Linked DNA regions of Mus musculus: region 1 is linked to region 2. The links are chromatin loops, found by intact Hi-C in ENCODE. Cell type or tissue: gastrocnemius. All regions are shown on one strand. Each heading gives the region's core, and the rest is flanking DNA. Links, peaks and the distances in the headings are about the cores only.

Region 1 (4,521 bases), core at 640-3,139, 57 kb before region 2:
CACATCTCTAATGCCATTGCAAATCAGACCAACAGTAATGACATTAACTATTTTTTTTTATTAAGAATCTGGAAATGTATTTAAAATGGACCTTCTTACTCTACAAGGCCAACTGCAAAGAGAAGGATCTCTGAAAAGCCAGCTTAGTCATAGAACTAGAATTAATTTAGGCTTTAAATAGTGACTGAGTTTTCTATTTTTCTTCCTCATTTTTTCTCAACTGGGACCATGTGGAACACTCTGTTAGAAGGTCCCTCTGGCTTTGTCAGGTCACTGGAACAAGGGAAGGCTGCATCTCACAGTCAGTTTGGTTGGATGGTACTCCTTTTGTGTGTAACTATAACAGTTGGGTGCGATTAGCATTTGAGCAGCAGCATAGAATTACAGGAGGAACCTGGACTTTGGAGGTGGGTTGCCTGAGTTTAGAGGCTGGCTTTGCCACTTAACTTTGTGATTCTCAGCAATTAGTAACTTAACATCTACAAGTCTTGGTTTCCTCAAATGGACCTGAAATGACATGCATCTCAGACTTGCTTGGTAGACCACTTACTCCTATTAATTATAGGCACAATAACAAACATACATACGCATATGCACAATATGAACACATCCAGCCTTATTTTGGTCATAGAAGCAACTTTTCTTTTAGATTGTACATTCCTCTTTCTTCCTCTTTCTTTTTCTTTCTTCCCTAAAGACTGGCGTACTTATACCAAGAAGAGAAGCCATACTTGTTCCTTTTCCCTGTTTATTATTCCTGTTGGTTGTTTTATTTTGTCTTTTGGTTTTGTTTGAACTTTTGTTTGTTTGCTTTTGTCTTGTTTTATTTTTTGAGTCAGAGTCTCACTATGTAGCTCTGGCTGCCCTGGAACTCACTATATAGACCAGGATGGCCCCAAACTCACAGAGGTCTGCCTGCCACTGTCTCCCAAGTGCTGGGAATAAAGGCATGTGCCATTATACTAGGTCTCCTACTGCTGGGATTGCAGATGTGAGCCTCATGGACCGACTCCCCCATTTTATTTTTAAATAAAGCTACAAGCTAAAGGGAGGGGGTTAGAAAGCTTGGGCTTAGAAACTGAAGAAACTAAAACTAGAATTTAGGCCACCTTGGTAGGTGGTGCAGGTGATCTTGAGGGCTCTGGGGACTGCCCTTCCAGTGCTGGGACCTCTTGATGGAGATAAAGGAGGGGTCTTATGGTCATAGATGGCAGATCGAAAAGTGAGTTCAAGGTTAGCCTACCTCTACTAATGAAGGGCTCTCAGGAACTTGAAGCTAGAGTATTCTCTAACCCACTACTTACTCTCAATACGGAAATTCCAGAGCCATCCTGTAGAGGGAACCAGAGAGCTTTCTTTTTTCTTTGCTGCACCTAAAGGGCCATTTTACCCCAGAGCAGGGAGCCTGACAAGCAGAGGCTCTGAGTCAGACCCAATGTTTCATATATGTAAAATATTAATGTGTATATTGTATACATACTATATGCATGTTATATGTAAGATATTATAATATATAATAAAATATGTAATATTTACACTTAGGATGTCAAGGCTTTAAATGTACTTGACTAAATTTGAGCATTGTGGGGTGGTGATTCCTTCTCAACAGCCATTTTTAGCTAATGCCTTCTCAACCATCTATTCATGGAAGGTTTTTTTGTCCTTGCTGTTTTGTCTTATTTTTGTGTTTGTTTGTTTGTTTGGTTGGTTGGTTTTTCAAGACAGGGTTTATTTATATGGCTCTGGCCATCTTGGAACTCACTCTGTAGACCAGGCTGGCTCAGATGTCTGAGAGATCTGCTTGCCTCTGCCTCCTGAGTTCTGGGACTAAAGACTTGTGCCTCTAACATCTGGATAGAAAGGTTTTTGAGTTTTTTGGGAAATTATTGTTTTTTATATTTTAATATTACTTTTAATTGTGTGTGTGTGTGTCTGTCTGTCTGTGTGTCTGTCTGTCTGTGTGTCTGTGTGCTTGGACACTTGCCTTCCCAACCATGTGCAAACACCAGAGGACAACTTGTGTAAGTCATTTTGCTCTCTCCACCAATGAGTCCTGGCTTGCTGACAAGCATCTCCACCCACTGAGCCCTCTTGGTGATCCCAGGAGAACTATCTAATTCTTTAAAAGATAGACTTACTGCTAAGTTTCAAACCTGTGCAAATGGCCGAGATGCTTATCAACATGTCAAAGCAGACCCTTGCCTCCGGGTTCTCCCAGCATCCCTCAGTCCTAACCTGTTACAGGGAATGGCTGGGGTATCCCACCCAAGACCCTGGACTCTTCCCTATATAATCCAGGCATTTTGGTTTGGTTACCTGTCACTTTTGTACCTTTGGCCTCCTGGCTGCTGTATCAAGTTCCCCCTTTCCTGTCTCCCTTCCTCTCCTCTCCCCACACAGAACAGAGTCATGTCTACTCTGGGCTCTCCCAGACGTGTCTGTCTCTGACTATGCTCTCCCACATAGCTATAATAAACTTTCTCCTCTGCCATGCTAGGAGCAATCATGCCCTTTCCTTTCCTTTCCTTTTTATTTCATTTTTTCATTCAATTTCTTAAAAATCAATTCAAACTTTTGTTAAGCTCCTTTGTATGTAGAAGTGTCCTCCATGGAGAGGTGGAAAGCCATGGTGCTAACACATCATGAATACACACTAGCATTGTGAGCAGATAGAACTTTCTAGAATGATGAAATGCTTTATGTATACAATTTAGAACATAGGAACCACCATTTAAAGGGACTATTAAGTTATTGACATGTAGGTAACACTGATGAAGAACTGAGTCTTAATTTTATCTAATTTCAAATCTACAATGACACCTGTCCTACCTGCATTTTTTATGATTTTTAAAAATTTTTAACTTTTGTTACCTTAACAAGATCTAGAATCATTTGGGAAGAGAAACTCTCAGCGGAGAAAAAACATGGAAACATGGCTCCATAAGATTGACCTATAGGCAAGCATGTCAGGTTTTACACACACACACATATGGGAGGCCCATCCTTGGGTTGTATGAGAAAGCAGGCTGAACAAGCAAGGAGGAATACGCTGGCAGGCAGCACTCCTCCACGCTTGGCCTCTGCTTTAGTTTTTACCTGGACTCAACCTTGCTGAATCTGGTGGGAAAAGAAGCTATGAGTCAAGGACTAGGAGGGTTATAGACATGGAAGCAGCAAGGCATGGCTCTTTGCCTAGAGTGTTACAGAGCCTCAGGAAAAGAGCCAGATCCTCCCTCCCTCCCTCCCTCTCCCTCTTTCTTTCCTTCTCTCCCTCCCTCCCTTGCTCTCTTTTCCTCCCTCTTCCTCCTTCTCCACCCCAGTGTGTGTGTGTGTGTGTGTATGTGTGTGTGTGTGTAAATGTGTGAGTATGTATGCATTTGTGTATAACCATGTGTGGACGGCAGAGAACAACCTCTGGTATCATTCTGCAGTTGCTATTGCCATGTTTTTTAATATAGAGTCTTTCGTTGGCTTAAAACCAGCCAAACTGGCAAGCCTGGCTGCCCACTGAGGCCCAGGGATCTACCTTGCCTCCCCATTGCTGGAATTATAACCACACTCTACCATACCCAGACTTATATGTGGGTGATAGGGACTGAAGTCAGGTCTCCATGCTTATGAGGAAAGCATTTTCACTAAGGGAGCAATCTTCCCAGCTCTTGAAGATACTTTTATTTTACCCTAGCCAGACCCAAGTTGGACTTCCAGGCTAAAAAATTATGAGATGAGGCACAGAGGCTGTGTTGAGGCACAACATTGTGGTGATAGGTTTCTATGTCAGTAGAAAACAACTACAAGCATCTATTATGGTGGTGAGGCTGACATGAGCCTAAGAAAAAGACTTTCTATCTTCCATTGGTTCAGACTATTCTGTGAAGTGCAGTCCTCTCCCCTCAGGGAGTGAGCTTCCTTTTCCATGGCAAGCTCTGCCCTCCACTACCAACCTCATCTGGGGCTCAGTGTTCCACAGAATTTTCTGTATCCCTGATACATAACACACACACACACACACACACACACACACACACACACACACACACACATACATATACACACACAAGCATATGCTACTCTCACTCCTCTGACCACTACCCCTCACCCCCATGCTTTCTGCTGTGCTTGGCAATTCTGAACTTAATTATATAGTAGGCAATGTTACCTACTGCCATTTCATGTCTGTTTATCTTGTTTCCAAAATAAGATTGAACCTTAGTCTCAAACAGGAACTATGTTGTGTCCTATTTTAACCTGTTGTTCTTGTTTTCTAGAATGTACACACACACACACACACACACACACACACACACACACACACACACACAAAGGATACAAAGTCATATTTTTAAGTAGATAGCCTCAATTTCGTTGTTGTTTTCCTCTATGACTGGCCACTAGCTCATTTTTCTATTTCATACTAGAGTGTTCTGTTTTCTAGTGAAATTTGTTGAAGGTGTTAAGGTCTACTGTTGGACCTAGAATGGATAAGTTCCATTCATTGGAGGCCCCAGTCACGCTCCTCAT
Region 2 (4,521 bases), core at 875-3,374:
GTATTATGCAAATGAGGTTAACTGAACTAGGAAAAGCCCACTGTGTCTGGGACCATTCCTTTGGTTGGGCATCTAGACTATAACATTCGGGAAGATGATGGGCACTTGCATTCACAGCCCTCTGCTTCTTGATTGTGGATATGACGTGACCAACTGCTACAAGCTCCTCACATGACTTCCCTGTCATGATTGACTGTACCCTGGACTTGTGAGTGGAAATCCACCTGTTTTCCCTTGAGTCACTTTTTTTTCAGGGTACTTTACTGAAACAGGGAAAGACATGAAGTCACCTCCTAATCCACGAAGACTCCTTTTCATATACAGAGATTGAAAAGGACAGGCTGGAAATGGAATACTTGCTTTATCATATTTGTAATAACTACGACATTGGGATGAGTATGCCGTATGACACCTGTATTTGAGATTGCTTGTTTAACCATGGAAACATCTAGAATGGTAGAAAGGACAGGGTGGAGAAAACACAGCCCACTTTTCTATCAGACATGGCAGGCTCATATGTCTAAAGACCTAAAGCACATCTTAATATTCATTCCCTTAATGTTAGGTTGAAGAAATAAATGACAAATCGTAAGCAGTTATAATACTGATAATTAATGCAGATCAGATTGGTTACCCTTGACTCATATAAAGGTAATGGTAAATGTGATTTTTAATATTCTTTACGAAAAAGAAGAATCTGAAAGACAAGAGCACCTGGAGCCCAGGAGAATCACCAGGAGATGTTGGACAACTACTAAGACAAATGCCATGGCTTGAATGTGGGGGGGTCAAAAGACAACTTATGGGAGTTGATTCTCTCTTTGAAACATTTATATCCTGGGAATCAAATTCAGTTCATCAAGCTTAGTGGCAAGCATCTTTACCTGCTAAGCCACCTCACCAGCCCTATTCTGATTTTTGAAAGAGGTTCATGTAGCCTAGAATGGTCTGGAACTTACTATGTTGATGAAGCTGGTCATGAACTTCTGCTCACTATGTTGATGAAGCTGGTCATGAACTTCTGCTCGTCTTGTCTCTACCTTCCAAGGACTGGGCTCACAGTCACACACCACCATTGCCTGGCTAAAGCCAATCACTGCTCTTAGAAGGGTGATTTCAAGACAGGGTTTTGCTTCATTTACTGAAAATAAAAATCATGAGACCAATGTGCAGATCATAGTAAGAGTCCCCTCAGGAATTTTTGGAGGATTTCTCTCTCAATTGGAAATATCCCCGAGAGCCAAACATTCCATTGTAAGGGGATGTCTTTCAGCTTATCAGCCTCCAGCATTTAGCGCCAGTGGAATGGCAATTAGAATATATTGCCTTATGAAATCTCTTTATTAGTCTGTTTGGTCCCTTTGAAGTTTGGACTACCTCTTACAAAATATATACAATTTAAACATCATGATGAGAAAAATCTGGACTTAGCCATGCTATTCAGTATTTTCCACTATCAAACATGGTTGACATTCAATAGGTTAATTGATTGATATGTTTAAATTCATATGTGTATAGAGTCTATCCTGTCTGGTACTGTGATGAGGTTGGGGCCAATGCCCCTATTGCTATATCCTACTCTATTGGAATTATACACTACTACCCTTAATATGTATACAAGCACATGTTCACATACACACACACACACACACACACACACACACACATACATGTACACATATACACAAAGCCTCCAACCTCCCAAATTTTTTGAAAAATGACATATGCATCAAAAAATCCCAAGGGCATTCTTACTGCAAAGGATTCTATTTTTATATCACAGATGACTCATCATTGGTCAGGGTCTTTCCAAAGTGACAATCTTTCAAGTTGTCAGGACAGAGGACAAGGGGTAAGAGACAAGAGAGAGGTCGCATGTCCTGCAGCTCATAAATCCCAAGAGGAAGCTGTAACATCTGCTGCCACCTAGTGCCACCCTGGCTAGCTATGTTGTCATGAGCACTGCCCTTCTGTTTGGTTTGCAGCATTCTGAGCCAGTTTGCCTCCAACTGGATCCCACGCTGGCTTTCAGCAATTATTGAATGCATTTTTGCTGTGATTTGGGGACAGTAATAGGGTAAGATGTGACTGGGGAGAAAACCCAGAAGCCTGTGCCATAAACTCAAAGTGAACCACAGAACACCTGGGGATCTAACAGGGAATGCATTCTTTCACTTGCTCTCAAACAAAACAATCACTTAAAGGGTTGTCAAAGTGCTAAGAGAGTGCTGGGTCATCCAAAACATTCCTTCTAAATCCTGGAAAATGGTGAGGCGGTCAGAAAGTGCCCACTCTAATTCTGAAGGGTCGGGGAATGTGGATTTATAGGCATAGTTAGAAGATAGTATTTTCACAGGGAAAGCAAATGAGCCATTGGGCTCAGTGTTCTCAAAAGTAATGCCTAACAAATGCCAAGAAGTGAAGCCAATGACCCAGCCTTGTCAACTTTCCACAATACAGCTGCATGCTGACGTCTCCAACTCTGAAGTGAGGGTGGGGGGTGGGCAGGGGAAAGAAGAAAAGAAAGAAAGACATATGGACAGATTGGAGTAGACAGGGGAGAAAGGAAAGAAGGAAGGGAGGGAGGAAGGGAGGGAGGAAGGGAGGAAGGGGGGGAGGGAGGGAGGGAGGGAGGGAGGGAGGGAGGGAGGGAGGGAGGGAGGAAGTTAGTTCAACAGAGGAAGGGAGGAAAGAAAGAGGGAGGGAGGGAAGGAAAGGAGAGGGAGATAGAATGGAGGAAGGGAGAGAAGAAAGAAAAGGAGACAGAGCAAGACAGAGAGAGAGGATCAAAGAGTTTAAGGCCTCTTGCCAGTGAAGACAAAGCTAACTGGCCCCAAAGTCCTTCTGTCTGAGTTTAATCTTTTCCACCGCTCCACCTGGGATTATATCTACTTTCTCCTGGCATGAAAGTCTATAGTTCAATGAAGACCTAAGAGTCTTGAATTGGCACCAAAAGTCAATGTGCTTTTTTTTTTTTTTTTTTTTTAGTAGACAGTAAATCACAAGACATCTTTGCTCATGGCTTAAATTTGGTAAAAACGACACAAAAGATCAAGAGGAAGGGCTTTATCTCAAAGGGCTTTATTTTTTGACTATAGTACTTTCCTTTGGTGACTTTTAGCAGGTGACTTTTAACCTCTAGTCATGTCTAAAAGGTAGAAGAAGAAACTCTGAGAGACAAATGAATTCAACCTAATGTCATACAACCAAAGAACAGACCTTGTCCTTTACATCTACCTATGGAGAAGTAAAAGACATAGAAAGAAGTCATCTCTGCCCCTTATACCTTCGCCACCTATATTTTCTGCCAGGTTTACCTGCAATTAAGGGAGAATATGCTCAGGCACAGAGATTAGTGGTACCAAGGGATTTTTAAGATGTGACAACATATTTCCTTGTATTCAAGGAAATTGGTTCAAGGGGTCCCTATGAATACCCAAATCCACGTACCTTCAAGTTGCTTATCTGAAACGACACATTTGCATATAACTTAGATATATCCTTCCTTATACGTTACATTCTCTAGATTATAAATAATATTTAATACAATGTCAATGTTGTACTAGTAGCAACTGTTGTGCAGAGAGTAATGAAAACAAAATATATCTATGTATGAGCTGTAAAACTGGGATCTTCTTAGACAATATTTTCAATCCACAGTTGGTTGACTCCTCAGATATAGAAGAGAACTCTATTCCCAAGTTGTCTTTGCTATCAAACCTGAAAGGTCTATCTCATTCACTCCTCTCACTCCCAGTAGAGTCCCCTATAGTTTCTAATAAGCTGCCTGAGGAACATTCACACTCTTTAACACTTGAAGATGCCATCTTATCATGGTACCTATGGGACCACTTGCACAGTGAGGGATGAGTGAGGACAGAGACTGTCTTAGTGCTATGGAAGGTTGAGGAGGAACACTTGAGAAAAAATAAAGTCAATCTAGTGTTATATAACCAAAGAAGAGACCCTGTGGCCTAAATCCATCCACATGGAAGCAGACAGGTAAAGAATGTGCCTCCTTTATCCCTCTGTATCATTTCTACCTGTCTTTGCTACCAAGTTTATCCCTACTAATGAGAGAATGGCAACATGAAAAACTAGATGATGCAGAAAGACTGGGTCAACGCTCCTTACACATCACAGAATTCAAAGGTGCCATGAGAGGCTAGATTCTGAAAGGAAAAGAAGGCTCCCGTTGGGAGCTATTTATGGCATCTACCCTGAAGGCAGCCCGTCTCCATCCCTCAGTGGCTCAGCTCCTCTACCATCTGACACTCTATTCTTTCAACAGCTGCTGGCTCTCCTGTTGTGTTCCCCCACACAGATGTGCAGTGCTGTTCTGAACACCCTGCCCTTGAACTTTCCCTACCCATAATTTTCCAAACCAAAGCCTGGCAATAAAAATGTCACTGAGGGATGGTGAAAATTGTGGTGGGGAGTATCTTTAAAAGAGGAGAAGAAAGAGATGCTTTGCACGCACCGTGATTTGTGTTGACTTCTTCAACAAAGGTTAAGTGCATG

Evidence for each region. A loop is a pair of places that touch in the nucleus more often than their neighbours do. Peaks named below come from ENCODE experiments on the same cell type or tissue, not always from the same donor. Only the 100,000 strongest peaks of a DNase experiment are listed, where the experiment ranks them.
Region 1: it touches region 2 in a loop (2.7-fold over the local background); 13 of 42 quality-filtered maps call a loop at or near these places.

Annotation. Positions count from the first base shown.
Region 1 is chr14:23,582,077-23,586,597 of GRCm38, forward strand. The region is part of intron 5 of Kcnma1 (potassium large conductance calcium-activated channel, subfamily M, alpha member 1); the gene reads right to left. Among named protein-coding and RNA genes, the nearest start is that of Gm51422, 66 kb to the right of the region's middle. In gastrocnemius, for the core only: a CTCF peak has its summit at 1,327 (motif pointing right); DNase peaks (open chromatin) are centred at 1,334 and 2,040.
Region 2 is chr14:23,638,929-23,643,449 of GRCm38, forward strand. All of the region lies in intron 3 of Kcnma1 (potassium large conductance calcium-activated channel, subfamily M, alpha member 1), which reads right to left. Gm51422 (a long non-coding RNA gene) reads right to left here. Exons shown (of 2, transcript XR_003951126.1): 2 at 1-4,521. Among named protein-coding and RNA genes, the nearest start is that of Gm51422, 8.9 kb to the right of the region's middle. In gastrocnemius, for the core only: a CTCF peak has its summit at 1,918 (motif pointing left); no DNase peak of the experiment used is centred there; H3K27ac peaks cover 408 bases.